Linked DNA regions of Homo sapiens: region 1 is linked to region 2. A link is a loop called in an ENCODE intact Hi-C map of the cell type or tissue named here. Cell type or tissue: heart right ventricle. All regions are shown on one strand.

Evidence for each region. Peaks named below come from ENCODE experiments on the same cell type or tissue, not always from the same donor. Only the 100,000 strongest peaks of a DNase experiment are listed, where the experiment ranks them.
Region 1: it touches region 2 in a loop (2.6-fold over the local background); 4 of 110 quality-filtered maps call a loop at or near these places.

What each region holds. Positions count from the first base shown.
Region 1 is chr9:69,251,646-69,259,645 of GRCh38, forward strand. TJP2 (tight junction protein 2) reads left to right here. Exons shown (of 23, transcript NM_004817.4): 22 at 1,170-1,255; 23 at 2,564-3,563. The coding sequence ends at 2,729. Among named protein-coding and RNA genes, the nearest start is that of BANCR, 51 kb to the right of the region's middle. In heart right ventricle, no CTCF peak of the experiment used is centred here; no DNase peak of the experiment used is centred here; H3K27ac peaks cover 2,434 bases.
Region 2 is chr9:69,382,513-69,390,512 of GRCh38, forward strand. It overlaps ENTREP1 (endosomal transmembrane epsin interactor 1), which reads left to right. Exons shown (of 11, transcript NM_001347995.2): 7 at 1,118-1,247; 8 at 1,435-1,513; 9 at 3,283-3,435; 10 at 5,646-5,938. Among named protein-coding and RNA genes, the nearest start is that of ENTREP1, 61 kb to the left of the region's middle. In heart right ventricle, no CTCF peak of the experiment used is centred here; a DNase peak (open chromatin) is centred at 4,326; H3K27ac peaks cover 2,556 bases.

The sequences.
Region 1 (8,000 bases), 130 kb before region 2:
TCTCGGAAGTCGTTTTAATTAGAATGTGATTTTTTTTTCTTAAACGTGTCTTCATTGGCTCCCAGATTTGCCGTAGAAACCAAGCAAACTGGGTGCTAAAACAGAAAGGCCCATAGATTGTACTTTTTGAGCTGTTTGAATTTGTATACCATATGCACATAGAACTTTTCAAACAAAGAAGAATTTAACTAAAGGTCTGTGGAGTATATTTGCCCAGTAGATGTGGGAGTTTTCTTTCAGGTCTAGCACAACAGCAGCAGTACATCTGAGCATTTTTCTTTTCTTGTCGTAAAATATACATAACATAAAATTTACCATTTCAACCACTTTTTTCTTTTATTTATTTTGTTTTGTTTTGTTTTGTTTTGAGACAGGGTCTCCCTCTGTCACCCCGGCTGGAGTGTAGCAGTGTGATCACAGCTCGCAGCAGCCTCCACCTCTCAGGCTCAGGAGATACTCCCACCTCAGCCTCCTGAATAGCTGTAACCACAGGCACATGCCACTGCACCCAGCTAATTTTTCGTATTTTTTGAAGAGACAAGGTTTTGTCATGTTGCTAGGCTGGTCTCGAACTCCTGGGCTCAAGCAATGCACCCTCCTCAGCCTCCCAAAGTGCTAGGATTACAATCATGAGTCACTGCACCCAGCCTCAACCATTTTAAAACGTTCGGTTCAGCGGCATTAAGTACCTTCACATTGCTGTTCAGCCATCACCACCATCCATCCCCAAAACTTTTTTATCCTTCCCACGTGAAACTCCGTACCCATAAAATACTAACTCACCACTCTCCTCTCCCCGCAGTCCCTGGCACCCACTCCTTTACTTTCTGTTTTTTGTGAATTGGACAGTGTAGGAACCTCCTATAAGTAGAATCATACACTATTTGTCTTTTTGTGATTGGCTTATTTCCCTTAGCATGATGTCCTCAAGGTTCATCCAGGTTGTAGCATGTGTCAGAGTTTCATTCCTTTTAAATAGTTTTCCTGTCTGACGTGTACCGCACATAACCATGGAAATGAGGAGGCCGCTTCTGTGTTTCCTCTTCTTGAAATGGGATGGGAAAATAAGTAGGATATGGGGAAAGGGTGGGACCAGCAGGAAACCAGCAAGCAGAGTGCCCAGTGGTTCATTCTTTCACTCTTATTCTTTTCTTTTTTAATTACCACAGATCGAAATTGCCCAGAAGCATCCTGATATCTATGCAGTTCCAATCAAAACGCACAAGCCAGACCCTGGCACGCCCCAGCACACGAGGTAAGGGCTGCCTAGTGGGTACAGGTCTAAGGCGGGGACTTCTCAAGGACTGGGACTTGAAGAAAGAATTTCCTTTACCCAAATTTCAGAGTAACAGGAGGATTTTTTCCCCACAGATTGACTGTTTGCCTTACTCATTCCATCAAATTTAATTGTAAAGATTACAGAGTCAAAACTTAAGCATAGTTTGCTTGTGTGCTAAAACTCTGACAAAGTGTAATCATTGATGTTTCCAGCCAGTACATTTGACACATTGGAGCCTGGTTATGTTACATTGCACATGGTTAGCACATGAGCAGAATTCCTACGGCTTAGACCTGTTTTGTCTTGTTTGCTGACTCTCAGCCAAACTTCTTAATTCCTTTGCATCATCCAGCAAAGTCAGACCGCTTGTGCTGCCCTGGGGTCTAAAGGGACCGTGACAAGCAAATGAGCAGTCTTGGTAAATGCCACACAAACAGTAGGAATGTTCACAGTGTCTTCCTGTTGAAGTTTTATACTGGATTGCTTCCTGCTTCCGAGAATAGAAAAAAAAAAGTCACATTTTCTTGTGGCCATTCTTTTGTTTTTTTTGGAGACAGAGTGACTGTCGCCCAGGCTGAAGTGCACTGGTGCAATCTCAGCTCACTGCAACCTCCGTCTCTCAGGTTCAAGCGATTCTCGTGCCTCAGCCTCCCGGGTAGCTGGGATTACAGGTGTGTGCCACCATATCCAGCTAGTTTTTGTATTTTTAATAGAGACAGGGTTTCACCATGTTGGCCAGGCTGGTCTCAAACTCCTGACCTCCGCCCGCCTCGGCCTCCCAAAGTGCTAGGATTACAGGTGTGAACCACTGTACCCAGCCTCTTGTGGCCATTCTGACTGGAAGCTGAAGTCTAGTTTTCCAGTGATAGAAAACTGGAAACAAATTTCTTCTTTACCAGCTGAGTGGTAACACAGTCAACCAGGTTGCCTCTGGCAACAAAGAGTTCTTGGTTATGATGGACTGAAACTGGCAGAGACCTCGCTGCTGGGTGAGACTAGCCAGGGAGCTTAGGGGTAAGGAGGGCACCCCCTGTCCAACAGGGAGATTCTTAGGTCAGGGAGCACCTGGCTGGCTTCCTCACTCACCGCCGAAGTGGGCATTGGATTTGACCTATTACGAACCTGGAGCAGGACCAGGGATGCCCTGGTTGCTCTGCAGAATGTGGCTCAGAGGTAAGTGATCTGCTCGGGATACCCAGTCACTGTGCTCAGAGCCATGCCTCCCCGGGCAGCCGGAGGACATGGATGTGCTCTGGAATGTCTTTAACACCCTTTTTTTGTTAGTTCCAGACCCCCTGAGCCACAGAAAGCTCCTTCCAGACCTTATCAGGATACCAGAGGAAGTTATGGCAGTGATGCCGAGGAGGAGGAGTACCGCCAGCAGCTGTCAGAACACTCCAAGCGCGGTTACTATGGCCAGTCTGCCCGATACCGGGACACAGAATTATAGATGTCTGAGCACGGACTCTCCCAGGCCTGCCTGCATGGCATCAGACTAGCCACTCCTGCCAGGCCGCCGGGATGGTTCTTCTCCAGTTAGAATGCACCATGGAGACGTGGTGGGACTCCAGCTCGTGTGTCCTCATGGAGAACCCAGGGGACAGCTGGTGCAAATTCAGAACTGAGGGCTCTGTTTGTGGGACTGGGTTAGAGGAGTCTGTGGCTTTTTGTTCAGAATTAAGCAGAACACTGCAGTCAGATCCTGTTACTTGCTTCAGTGGACCGAAATCTGTATTCTGTTTGCGTACTTGTAATATGTATATTAAGAAGCAATAACTATTTTTCCTCATTAATAGCTGCCTTCAAGGACTGTTTCAGTGTGAGTCAGAATGTGAAAAAGGAATAAAAAATACTGTTGGGCTCAAACTAAATTCAAAGAAGTACTTTATTGCAACTCTTTTAAGTGCCTTGGATGAGAAGTGTCTTAAATTTTCTTCCTTTGAAGCTTTAGGCAGAGCCATAATGGACTAAAACATTTTGACTAAGTTTTTATACCAGCTTAATAGCTGTAGTTTTCCCTGCACTGTGTCATCTTTTCAAGGCATTTGTCTTTGTAATATTTTCCATAAATTTGGACTGTCTATATCATAACTATACTTGATAGTTTGGCTATAAGTGCTCAATAGCTTGAAGCCCAAGAAGTTGGTATCGAAATTTGTTGTTTGTTTAAACCCAAGTGCTGCACAAAAGCAGATACTTGAGGAAAACACTATTTCCAAAAGCACATGTATTGACAACAGTTTTATAATTTAATAAAAAGGAATACATTGCAATCCGTAATTTTCTTTGTGGTGGATTTGTATGCTACTTCCTATTTTTAAATGCAACTTTTATTTCAGTTACTAATCATAGAAGTGATTACTAACCTCCTTGTCGAACATTGGAAAATGGAAACGTGAAAAAGAAAATTATACCCATAATCCCATCCCTCAGATAATTTTGGTGTATTTTCTCCAATTACGTATTTGTGGATGTCTGTGTGTATGATACTTGAGGGTGTACTGTGTTTGTAGTTCTATTTCCTATTTTTTCTGTTTATCATTCTATCACTAACATTTCTCAAGTGGTTACAACTGTGCAGCAAGGTATTTAAAGCGTGGTGTACACATCATCATTAACAACCACAGAGCAATATATCCCATGGCTGCTTCATAAGTGAACAATTCTGTTGTTGGCTGTTCGGATTATTTCCAGTTGTTTGCCTTTTTTTTTTTTTTTTTTTTTTTTAAACATGAAATGCACCTCTTTGTATGTAATCCAGTTTTGTATATCATTGATCAGCATTTCAGTATTTTTCTGCAGGCAAGTTCTCAGAAGTAGAATTACTGAGTAAAAGAATAGGAACATTTTTAAGGCCCTTGATGTTTACTGCCAAATAGCTTCCTAGAAAAGTTGCATCAATTTACACCCCCACATCCACTCTTCCTCTTCCTCTTCTTCCTCCTCCTCCTCCTCTTCTTTCTTTTCCTTTCCTTTCTTTTCCTTTCTTTCCTCCTCCCTTCCCCCCTCCCTCCCCCCCTTCCTTCCTTCTTTCCTTCCTTCCTCCCTCCCTCCCTTCTCTCTCTCTCTTTCTTTCTCTCTTTCCCTTTTTTTTTTTTTTTGACAGGGTCTTGCTTTGCTGCCCCCAGGCTGGTCCTGTTCTTGAACTCCTTTAGCAATCCTCCCACCTCAGCTTCCCAAAGTGCTGGGATTACAGGCGTGAGCCACTATGCCCAAACACCACTTACATTCTTGAAGTACTAAAATAAATTTAGAATTTAAGCAAGACAGATTAGGAATTTCGGCTTGTATTAATAAAAAGAACAATGAATTTGGAAAAGGAGAAAAGAGTCTTGGTTCCATTAAGGGTCTTTTATGATATGAATTGACACAAAGGAGTTAGGCTTGTGTTTTAGTGGTGGCAGAAATTTGGCTTACTGGTAACTGAGTTATACTATAAAGGTGCCCTTGCTTATGTCTCTTCCAATATGGGTGCTGTCACTTATAAATCATTTAATGTATCTCGAATTTCTGAACACTCCTCAGGGCATTGACTAAAATTTGCATATTCCATAAATAAAAGCCACCTTTTGTGAACAGGAGAAAAATGTACTAGTTAACTATATGATAAGACTGTTTGTTTGTGTTCTTTAAATCCAGGAATGAGCCCTTTGCAAACATAGGTGGGGAGGCGAGGAGGCTTTCAGCAGGAGCTGGGTTGTCGTCTGGTTCCAGCAATTTTGTGATGCGGGCAGTGCCACTGTTCCTCAGAATGTCCAGCAGTGTGCCTGATGGACCCCCAGTGCCTTCACCACCCCTTTTTATTCATATCCTCCTTTGTTCTGGGAAAGATTTAAAGCTGCCTACAGTATACATGGAACATAATGAAAAAAAAAAAATGATGCTAAGCAAATGAAGAAACAGGGAGAAGAGTATCAGTAGAGGGAAGATAGAGCCATGAGTGAGAGCCGTGTTCATTTTCTGCGCCGTCAGGACTCTGCAGCTCTCCAGAAGCCAGTGTGGCCCCAGCGGCACCTGCATCTATGATAGAATTATGCCTGTGCTTCTAGCCCAGTGAGATAGATGAGCGATGGGTCTTCCAGAATGACATCAGATGCTACTGATGTCACTAACATCAGTAGTAATTTGACACTAACAAATTTCTTTATATGAAGTAAAGTTGGTTAGGAACAGTCCATTTAAGCAATCGCAGCTGTCTTTTAAGAGAAAGGTTCCCAGTCAATCTTCTCCCTCCTTTTCGAACCTCTTTTCAGTTGGGGTCATTTTGCCAGTTCTAGCTTTCATATACATATGTGAAGAGAAAGAGATTTATTTTAATGAATTGGCATACAGGGTTGTAGGGGATTGGTAAGTCTAAAATCTGAAGGGTAGACCAGCAGGCTGGAGACCCAGGGGAGAGATGCAATCCAATCCTCCTAGCTGGTGTGAGGTCAGTCTTTGTTCTGTTTTAAGGCCTTCAACTGATTGGATGAGGCCGACCTACATTTCAGAGGGCAATCTGCTTTACTCAAAGTCCACCAATTTGAGTGTTAATCTCCTAAATAAAACAACAACAACAACGAAACTTTTACTGAAACAACCATAATAATGTTTGACCAAATATTTGGGCATCATGGCCCGGCCAAGTTGATGCATAAAAATTAACCATCGCAGTCCCTCATCCTGTTTACCATGTAGGCCACCCTACAGCCATCCTTTTTGTTTAGTGTTAAAGCATGAGTGAATGAATGAACCAGAAAAAGGGAGAATTATTTACATACATATACACGTATGTATAGGTTTTGTACAATATATATACTCTGGATATACATGTATTATAAATTTTGTTTTTGTTTTATTATTTTTTGAGACACAGTTTCACTGACCCAGGCTTAAGTGCAGTGGTACAGTCACAACTCACTGCAGCTTCGATCTCCTGGATTCAAGCAGTCCTCTCACCTCAGCCTCCCAAGTAGCTGGGACTACAGGTGTGTGCCAGCATGCCCAGCTAATTTTTGTATTTTTTTTGTAGAGAAGAGGTTTCACCATGTTGCCCAGACTGGTCTTGAACTCCTGGGCTCAAGCGATCCATCCACTTTGGCCTCCCAAAGTGCTGGAACTACAGACTACAGAACTACAGAGCCACCGCACCCGGCCTATATTTTGTTTTAAATAAAGATGAGCAAATTTGATGAATAGAAAAGCATTAAAAATGGGCTGGCGTGGTGGCTTATGCCTGTAATCCCAGCATTTTGGGATGCCAAGGCAGGTGGATCATCTAAGGTTAGGGGTTCGAGACCAGCCTGGCCAACATGGTGAGCCACCGTCTCTACTAAAAATACAGAAAATTAGCTGGGCGTGGTGGCGGGTGCCTGTAATCCCAGCTACTTGAGAGGCTGAAGCAGGAGAATCGCTTGAACTCGAGAGGCAGAGGTTGCAGTGAGCCGAGATGGCTCCATTGTACTCCAGCCTGGACAACAAGAGCAAAACTCTGTCTCAAAAAAAAAAAAAAAGAAAAGCCTTAAAAATGAAGAAACAAAAATGAATGAAATTTGAATAATAGAGCTGAAACTCCAATAAAAATAAAAATACTTCATATTTAAAAATAATATTTAGTGAAATAAATGAGACAAAAGGCTGAATGGCAAATAATATGTATATATGTTTGTGTATATATACAGAGACAGATAAAACATATTTCCATCCTGCTTTTTATTTTAAATCTCATTTATATATACATAGATAGAAAATTGGCACATTTTATATTCCCCACACTAGTGACTGCAAAGGCACTTATAGCACTTTGGCATTTATTTTGCGCAATAAGAAGTGGAATGTGGTTTGATTGCTTCTGCACTGTCCTCGGATGCCGTTCCACCTTCGAGAGTCCAGGTTGCTCTGTCTTTCTGAGTTTGAGTCTGTCTAGGAAGGATAACTGGGGAAGAAGATCCTGACTGAAAGTATCCTGGGGCCAGGTGCGGTGGCTCATGCCTGTAATCCCACCACTTTGAGAGGCTGAGGCAGGTGGATCACTTGAGGCCAAGAGTTCGAGACCAGCCTGGCCAACACGGTGAAACCCTGTCTCTAAGTAAAATACAAAAATTAGCAGGGCGTGGTGGCAAGTACCTGTAATCCCAGCTACTCAGGAGGCTGAGGCAGGAGAATCGCTTGAACGCAGGAGGCAGAGGCTGCAGTAAGCTGAGATCACACCACTGCACTCCACCCTGGGCAACAGAGCGAGACTCCGTCTCAAAAAAAAAAAACACCAAAAAGAGGCCGGGCACGGTGACTCACGCCTGTAGTCCCAGCACTTTGGAGGCCAAGGGGAGTGAATCACCTGAGGTCAGGAGTTCAAGACCAGCCTGGCCAACATGGCGAAACCCCATCTCTACTAAAAATACAAAAATTAGCCAGGTGTAATGGTGCTTGCTTGTAATCCCAGCTACTCAGGAGACTGAGGCTGGAGAATCGCTTGAACCTGGGAGGTGGAGGTTGCAGTGAGCCGAGATCGCACCATTGCACTCCAGTCTGGGTGAGAAAAGCGAAACTCCATCTCGAAAAACAAAAATAAAAACAGAAAGAAAGTATCCCGAGAGACATGGGTTGAGCTTTGAAAATGCAGCTGTCCCTTGGTGTCTGTGGAGGATGTTTCCTATGACCTCCCATGGATACCAAAATCCAGCGATGCCCAGGTCTTTGATATAATGGTGTGGTAGGCCGAGTACAATGGCTCATGCATGTA
Region 2 (8,000 bases):
AGGTCAAGCAAGGGATGAGAGCCTCGCTTACGAACAGACAAATATAGAGGAAAACGAGGGAGTGCTTTCTCATCTTTTCATTCAGGTTGCAGAGTCTCATTCTTCTCAGTCCCAGAATTCCAGAAGTTTTATTGTTAGGAAGAAAGAAGATGATATCCTTTTCAAATTTTTTCTTCCACCAATCACATTTTGTATATAGCCACAAAGAATAAAATGAAACAACTATAAATTCAGAGAACACTGCTCCCCAAAAGGCAGTGCCTGCAAGCAACTAGCCCCAGAATCTGTTTTCTCATCCATTTCTTTTAGCTTTTTAAAATCCTTTTTTTGTATTTCAAGAACAGACAAACTTTTGTTCTCTTTTTTTTTCTTTCATTCTTTGATACTCCATAGCAGAATGCAGGTGTTCTGGCTTTTATATGTATTTTATAAATTATTTTAAAACTTAGGTTCATCATTATCTAGATCATCTGGTACCTTGGGCAGAGATTTGTGGAATTTTCTGTCAACGTTGGTGAAAAATCTTGTGGAGGATTTTGCTATTATTTTGAATTTTGCTGTTGACGGTTCTTTACCCACAGGACAAAAACAAGAGTCATGTAGAATGTAAGACATAATTGAATTTTCCTGAGTCCTTAGCTGTTTTTTAAATAGAGGTGAAACTCATATAAAATGAAATTAACCAAAGTATATGATTCAGTAGCATTTAGTGCATTCACATTATTTCGTAACCATCATCTTTATCTAGTTCCAAAGCATTTTCAGTACTTCAGAGAGACCCCATACCCATCAAACAGTCACTCCCCATTCCCTTCTCCCCCATCCCCTGGCAGCCACTAATCTGCTCTGTGTCTCTATGGATTGTTTGCTTTTTGACTGATGGGTTTAAAAGCAATGATGGGGTTGCATTTTATACACTGTCATTTGCTTAAGGAACTCTGGCCACTTCGTCGGAGAGCAGCTTCTATTATTCTCCCTCTCCTGGCCAAGGAGACCATGGTATGGAGAGGTGAGTGGTTTTCCCCACAGTTTAGAGCAAAGCCAGTATCCGGGCATCACTGCAGTCACGTGGCCAGTCTGTAGAACGTGCTTTCTGACGCCAAGTCGCTTTTCCTAGGATGGTTGGTCCTGATGTTATTCCCCTGCCACACATCTACGGAGCTCGAATCAAAGGTGTGGAAGTGTTCTGTCCTCTGGATCCCCCGCCGCCATATGAAGCTGTGGTGAGCCAGATGGACCAGGAGCAGGTACTGTCTGTCCTGAATCTCTCTAAGTACATTGACTGCAAGTGGGAAAGACAGCACCGCCCCACCCCCTGCCCCCAGAGAACAGCAGGGAGACCGGGCCCCACACATCTTTTTAAGGAGTTCACTGGGTCTAATGAGGGGTGAGTTAAACATCAACAAAATAACCCTGTTTTTTGCTGTGATGCAGGGATCTTCATTCCAAATGTCAGAAGGATCAGAAGCTGCTGTGATCCCATTGGATCTGGGCTGCACACAAGTGACTCAAGGTAATAGATACATTGTGACATGATTCAGTAGATTAAAACATGATAAAATAGGCTGGGCAAGGTGGCTTATCTCTGTAATCCCAGCACTTTGGGAGGCCGAGGTGGGAGGATCACATGAGGCCAGGAGTTTGAGGCCAGCCTGGACAACATGGAGAGAGACCCTATTTCTACAAACGGAAAAAAAAAATGATAAAATAATGATCCTGTCTGGTATTGTGTTAGAGGGCAGGTATTCTTGGAGCAAATAGTTCAAGCTACACCTTTTTCTCCAGATACAAAAATACCATCAACTATTAGGGCTTATAAATGGGAGAAAATATGTGAACTGAAAAAAGATATCCTTGGAATTTTTTATGAACCAGACTATTCTCAGGAACCATGAAATAGGTTACAGAGTTTGATTGATATTCCTGTGTTTTCTGATCTATGATTTTCTTCCTCCTATTAATTAAAATTAGCTAGACTTTTGTCAGGGGAAAAAAAGTTTCCTCTATTGCAAGGTGATTTGTGGTAAGATTGTGCTGTGTCATTTATAACCTAGGGCCCAGGTCATGCTGCCCGAGCAGCTAATGAATTCTGGTTTTCAGTACTGCAGTAAGTACTAGAGTCAGTTTACATTTATCCTTGTACTTTAAGGGAACATTGTTATGGCCTTCTCTCTTTGGGGAGGTTTTAAGTGGCCCAGAGGATTGTCCACCAGGACAAAATCACAATGGTGATAAATAATGGATCAACTCTTAGCAATTTTAGATGAAGGTAATTTTTCAGCAGTACTATTTGTAATGTAATACTTTGTGTTCTGTTCACCTTCCATCCTAAGTAGAATTAATTATGAAGCAGTGTTCTGTCTCCTAAGTATGTTCATAATTTTTCCATTTTTTTTTTTTTAACTTTATTTTTATTTATTTTTTCTGAGACAGAGTTTTACTCCTTTTGCTCAGGGTGGAGTGCAATGGGACGATCTCAGTTCACTGCAACCTCCATCTCCTGGGTGCAAGTGATTCTCCTGCCCCAGCCTCCCGAGTAACTGGAACTACAGGCACCGCCACCATGCCCAGCTAGTTTTTGAATTTTTAGTGGAGATGGGATTTTGTCATGTTGGCCAGGCAGGTCTTGAACTCCTGACCTCAGGTGATCCACCCACCTCAGCCTCCCAAAGTGCTGGGATTACAGGCATGAGCCACTGCACCCAGCCAATTTTTCCATTTTTAAAAACAGTTTCTCGAATTACAACTCAGGCTCACAGTTTTATTTTCATGAGCATAAATTATCCAATTCCAGCGGGGTTTTACGGATTTGTTTAGTGGCCACTTGACTCTCTCTAACTTAGCCTTCCGGGAGTTCTGCAGCCCACAGAGCAGCCACCTCACCTGTGCTGGTATTACCTTCCCCAGAACCAGGCTTATCCTGAGATGTCAGGGTGCTTTTCAGTACTGCCCCAGAATGCTTCCCTGGAGAAGATTCTAAGCACCTTTAGGAAAAAAAAACCCCTGCCATTTTGGCATGGCTCCTTTATTTTGCTCTTGGATTTAAATTTTTCTGTTTGTTTGTTTTAGGTGTGGAGGGGTGGTTTGGAAAGGCAAGTTTTCCTGTAGTCAGTGATGTAAAAACTTACTGGGCCAGCAGCCTGAGTAAATGTTATTAACTGCATTACCCTTGCCCTGGCAGGTTTAGGCTCCCAGGTGTTTCCTGCCCATTTTGAGGACTGCAGCTGGTGAGATAATTTATGTTTCGCCTCTTTTTTTTTTTTTTTTTTTTTTTTAAATCAGATGGGGACATTCCTAACATACCTGCCGAAGAAAATGCATCCACCTCAACTCCCAGTTCAACCCTGGTGCGTCCTATCAGAAGCCGGAGAGCCCTCCCACCCTTGAGGACCAGGTCGAAGAGTGACCCTGTGCTCCATCCTTCTGAGGAGAGAGGTGATGTCATTCCCCAAGCTCTTCGCAGGGCTGTGTGCTTATTTGCCTAAAGGAGCCAGGTGAAGGCAGGTGGCTCTGGCCAGCTCAGGACCCTGCAGTTTAAGTGGTCATTTGAAGGAGCTTATGAGGTCTTGGGAAAGTAAAATATTCTACGTCCATGTTAGGAATATATATCTACCATGTCTTTTAAGGATGGTAGGGTTTTTTTGTTTTTTTTTAAAGTCATTGTCATCAAAAGAATTTGGTTGTACATGATACTATGCTAGGTACTACATGAAGACAATTATGCACACCTAGTTCTGATTTCTAGATGCTGCAATCCTATAGGAATATGCATTGTCTTAAAAAAAGTCAAAAGGATTTTTGTATACTCCCTCTTTTATAATTTGTTATATTTTTACTATGTATGAGTAGATGATTGAATTATTGAAATCTGACCTTGTTTTTAGAACTTTGGATAGAATGAAGTACACGCACCCACACAATTCACCTCTCTCTCTGTGTTGTTTGTGTATAGATGTTACCTGAATAATTAAAAATTAAAATAATAACACTGACTTTTTTCTGAATATATGAATACCTGAACATCTCTAAATATCTCTTCATTGTAGAAAATTATAAAAAATAAAGAAACTAAAGGAAGAAAATTAAAATCTCCTGTAACTCCACCAGCACCAGCTTCTTCTTGTGAAGTAGTCTAGCAGAGTTGACCTCTGCTGTTCTAAAACACCTATGCAAATAAAACTTTGATAATCCTCCACCCTGCTCTCTCTAAGGTCCTGTCTTGAGCCCTTGCAGTCTCAGTTCTGGCTCTCTGACAGTGTGTGTTATTTGCCACAGCTCTGGACTGACCATGTGCGAGCCAGAGAGAACATTCCTCTTGTCTCTACAGCAGCTTCTAAGTGGAGAGGAAGTCCTGCCGCCTGGTACTGAGCGTGTCTCTGAAACACAGTGGCCAGGCAGCCTGGCTTCTGATTCCCAAGACCTGCCTTCACTGTGGGTCTCCTACACCCTACCTGGCAAGTTGAGGACTCCAGCCTCAACGGGAACTTAGCTGTTTGCACAGCTTAGGGAAATCTTTCCAGAACCCCTTCTCATTCTGCAGACCTGCGGGGGCAAGAACAGCAGCTGCTGGAGCCCTCCATTGTGGAAGGCGCCAGGTTGCCTTCAAGTGGAAGAGTGGAGACCCTGACTCTGTCCTCACACGAGTGTCTTTGGCGAGTGCTTCTGGAAGACTCTTGCTGTCTGTGACGTGCATATGGCTGCCTGAGAGGACAGTCTCGAATCCTGGTTTAGAGCTCCCCACACCTGCCTTTCTCCAGAAGAAAGGGGGTGCTCCCCTTCTTCCACCTGCTCTCTCGCCCCCTGCTTCTTGTCTTCTTTGAATTTCTAAATTGCTGCTTATCAGGCCTTCATAGACTGAAGATGCCAATGTTGTGTATGCTGAAGGCTGCTGGCTGACTTCTGGACACATAATGACCAGATCTGAGTTTTGCTTCACACACTTCACAGTGCAGAAGCATTGCTGGTCTTTACACCCTTGCTGATATAGGCAGCCATGGAAATTAGAGCCTGCAGTGGATTTCCCAGGCTCTCTGTTGACTTCCAGAATGATGTGTACTTTTTCTGCACCTAAATTTCTCTTTTGGTAATAGCTATAGATCTACCTCATATCCATGGTGTGAGCATCGATAACACAAGTCAGTACAACGTCCTTGAGGACGTTTGGGACAAAGGTATAGTCAAAGTGATCAGAGCATTACATTCATCTGACAAGTCTTGTCTCTCTTCAGCCCCTTCCTCTCTTAATTGACTACTTCATCCTCGCTCCTTGGAACATCCTTTCATTGGTCAGCCACATTTTTCCTGCTTGGCCCATCCATCCCCATCTATTTGTCATACCCCATGAAACTTAACCTCATTATGGTTTGCATTCTGGATTCTCCTCTCCACCATCTGGCTTTACCTTGGGGGTGGTGTCGTACATGACACAATGACGTGTTTCGGGCCATATCCTATTGGAACTGGACTTCAGGGAATAACCTTGTGTTGTTTTCCCTCCTTCTGCAAGATGAAAAGCAGGATGTGCATGGCTATCAGCATTTGTCAGATGCTTTCCATGTTGAGTTTTGTGGTCTGTGCTTTCAGGTACAGGCATATGTTCAAAAGGGGTTGGCCAATGGGTACATGTTGTTTGTTTCTGCCCACAGCTGCCCCAGTGCTCAGCTGTGAAGCTGCAACACAGACTGAAAGGAGACTGGATCTGGCTGCAGTGACTCTGAGGAGAGGCTTGAGATCTAGAGCTTCGCGATGCAGACCGCGGTCTTTGATAGATTACAAATCCTACATGGACACCAAGCTGCTGGTGGCGAGGTTCCTGGAGCAGTCCTCTTGTACCATGACCCCAGACATCCATGAACTTGTAGAAAACATTAAATCTGTTTTGAAATCTGATGAGGAGCACATGGAGGAAGCCATCACAAGTGCCAGTTTTCTAGAACAGGTAGTTTTATTATTAATCTCAGGCATGAATCAGATGACTCATTTTCATAGCAGCTAAAGTGGCTTCTCCGCTTTCTTGTCCAAGGCAGAGTAAGTTCATGGTCACAGTCTTCAGGGAAATTGGGTTGAGAGTTCTGGGGAGGGAGACAGAGGAAGCCGGGGAGCTTTCTTTCAAGTGTGGTAACTTTCCCACATCATTCTTGGCTCAAGGGAAGAGAACCCAGTTTTTCTGGGATGTGGAAGCATGTCTGGGAAAATTAAAGAGTGCATCCTAGGAATAAAAGCGGAGGATGTGGACAGTGTGGAGTGCATTCAACATTTGATTTCCTGAATTGAAGGTTTCCTTTGATAGGGCATGTTTTCTCAGCCCTTTGGAAATGATGACATAGGTGAATTTTAATATCAACAAGATTCTAAGAGGCTGTTCACATTCCCATGAAATGTTTGGCAAGATAAATAAGCCAACAGGTCCTAAGGGAATAAGCACCTTTTCTTCTTGTAGATTAAAAAGTACAAGGCAATCCCCGAAACTGAAGCCACTTGGGGAAAAGATAGAATTGGGCATGAACATAATCCAGTTGGGTCTCAGGTTTCTCCTCTTTAAAGTAAATGGTTGGACTAGGTAGTCTCTCTACCTTTATTTTTGAATGAATGGAGTTTCCTTCTGGTAAGAGCCTTCTCTCCACCTCTTTTAAGAGCCATTCCCTTTTAGGTGTTGGCTTCATTGCTGCAGGTAGTGGGGTGGATGTTGTAGACAGCACCCCACAATGGCGTATGGATGTTTTGTGGCTCTGTGTCTTTGGGCATTAAATGGCTAACAAATACTTCCTCAACTGAAGTGGGCTAATTTCTCAGGGTAATTACCAACTTCAGGATGTAGGTAAATTTTCAATTCAAATTGAGTAAATACCCTCTCACTGTCCCTTCCGTTCCCCCTTTCTACCTGCTGGCCTCTTCTTACAGAAGCCAGAAGCCAAACTCTCTCCCAGTCCCTCAGGGGATTCAGCGGGGAGGAATGATCTGATTACTTGCATGAAGAGGTACATGAACCACAGACCCTCTTGGGTTTGCACTCTGAAAGAGTGATCAGTTGACGGTTCCGGGTGAGGCTCCAGTTACTAACCTATGTAGGGAAAACATTTTACATCCTGGTGTCCCTTAGCTACTCCAGATGTCATTGTCTGTCACCTTCCCTCTGTCCGGCCCCAATAGCCCAATAATCAGGAGTCACTTCTGGAAGGCTGCCAAGCTCTGATGAGCTAAGAGCTGGAGCATTCACCAGGTAGTGGGCCTGGACCTTCTGCAAAGTCTTGCTCCCTGAGAAATAGCTCTGGGGAAGAAGAACAAGCACTTATACAGTTCACTAGATGCTATCATCACAAATGTTTGCTAGATCTTTGTGCCCCAGGCAGGTTAAAACTTCAGGTGCTGAGATTGTTGTGATAGATTTTGGGCCATCTCCTGGGCCTTCCAGGACTGGAACCTAGAGGTGAGCTTTCACAATTCTATACCTTTTCCCTGGTAGAAGGAGGTAAGAACACCAGAAGGAGGTAAGGACAGCAGAAGGAGACCAGTTATTTCTGACTCTAGCTGGCTTCGCATCTTGGAGTTTTTAGATCCATTTTGATTTTCACTGATATCAAAACCACTTGTCCTAACTTACTATGTAGCACAGTCAACTTCTTTGAATGTTGAACTTTTATTCTTAATCGGGAGACAAGGACAGACCTTAAAGACAAATGTAATTAGTAGACTGTTAATAAAATTTAATTTTCCTTCTTTGGAGGAATAATCTTTTAATGACCTTAAAGGCTCAGAATGGTACAAATGAAACAAAAAGTCATCCAAATGATTGTGCTGTGATGTTAGGTAACAATAAAGCCCCAAGGTTTTCCGAAGCTGCTGACAGTATTATGGGTCAAAGAAACATGGCAGTGCAATTTTTAAAAAATTGACCGGACAGTTCTCTCCTCTTCAATCCCAGTTGGATGAGGAATTTTTCATATTTTTGCCATTTTTACAGAGTAAGTGATATTATTATATATTCAAAATTATGTTTGTGA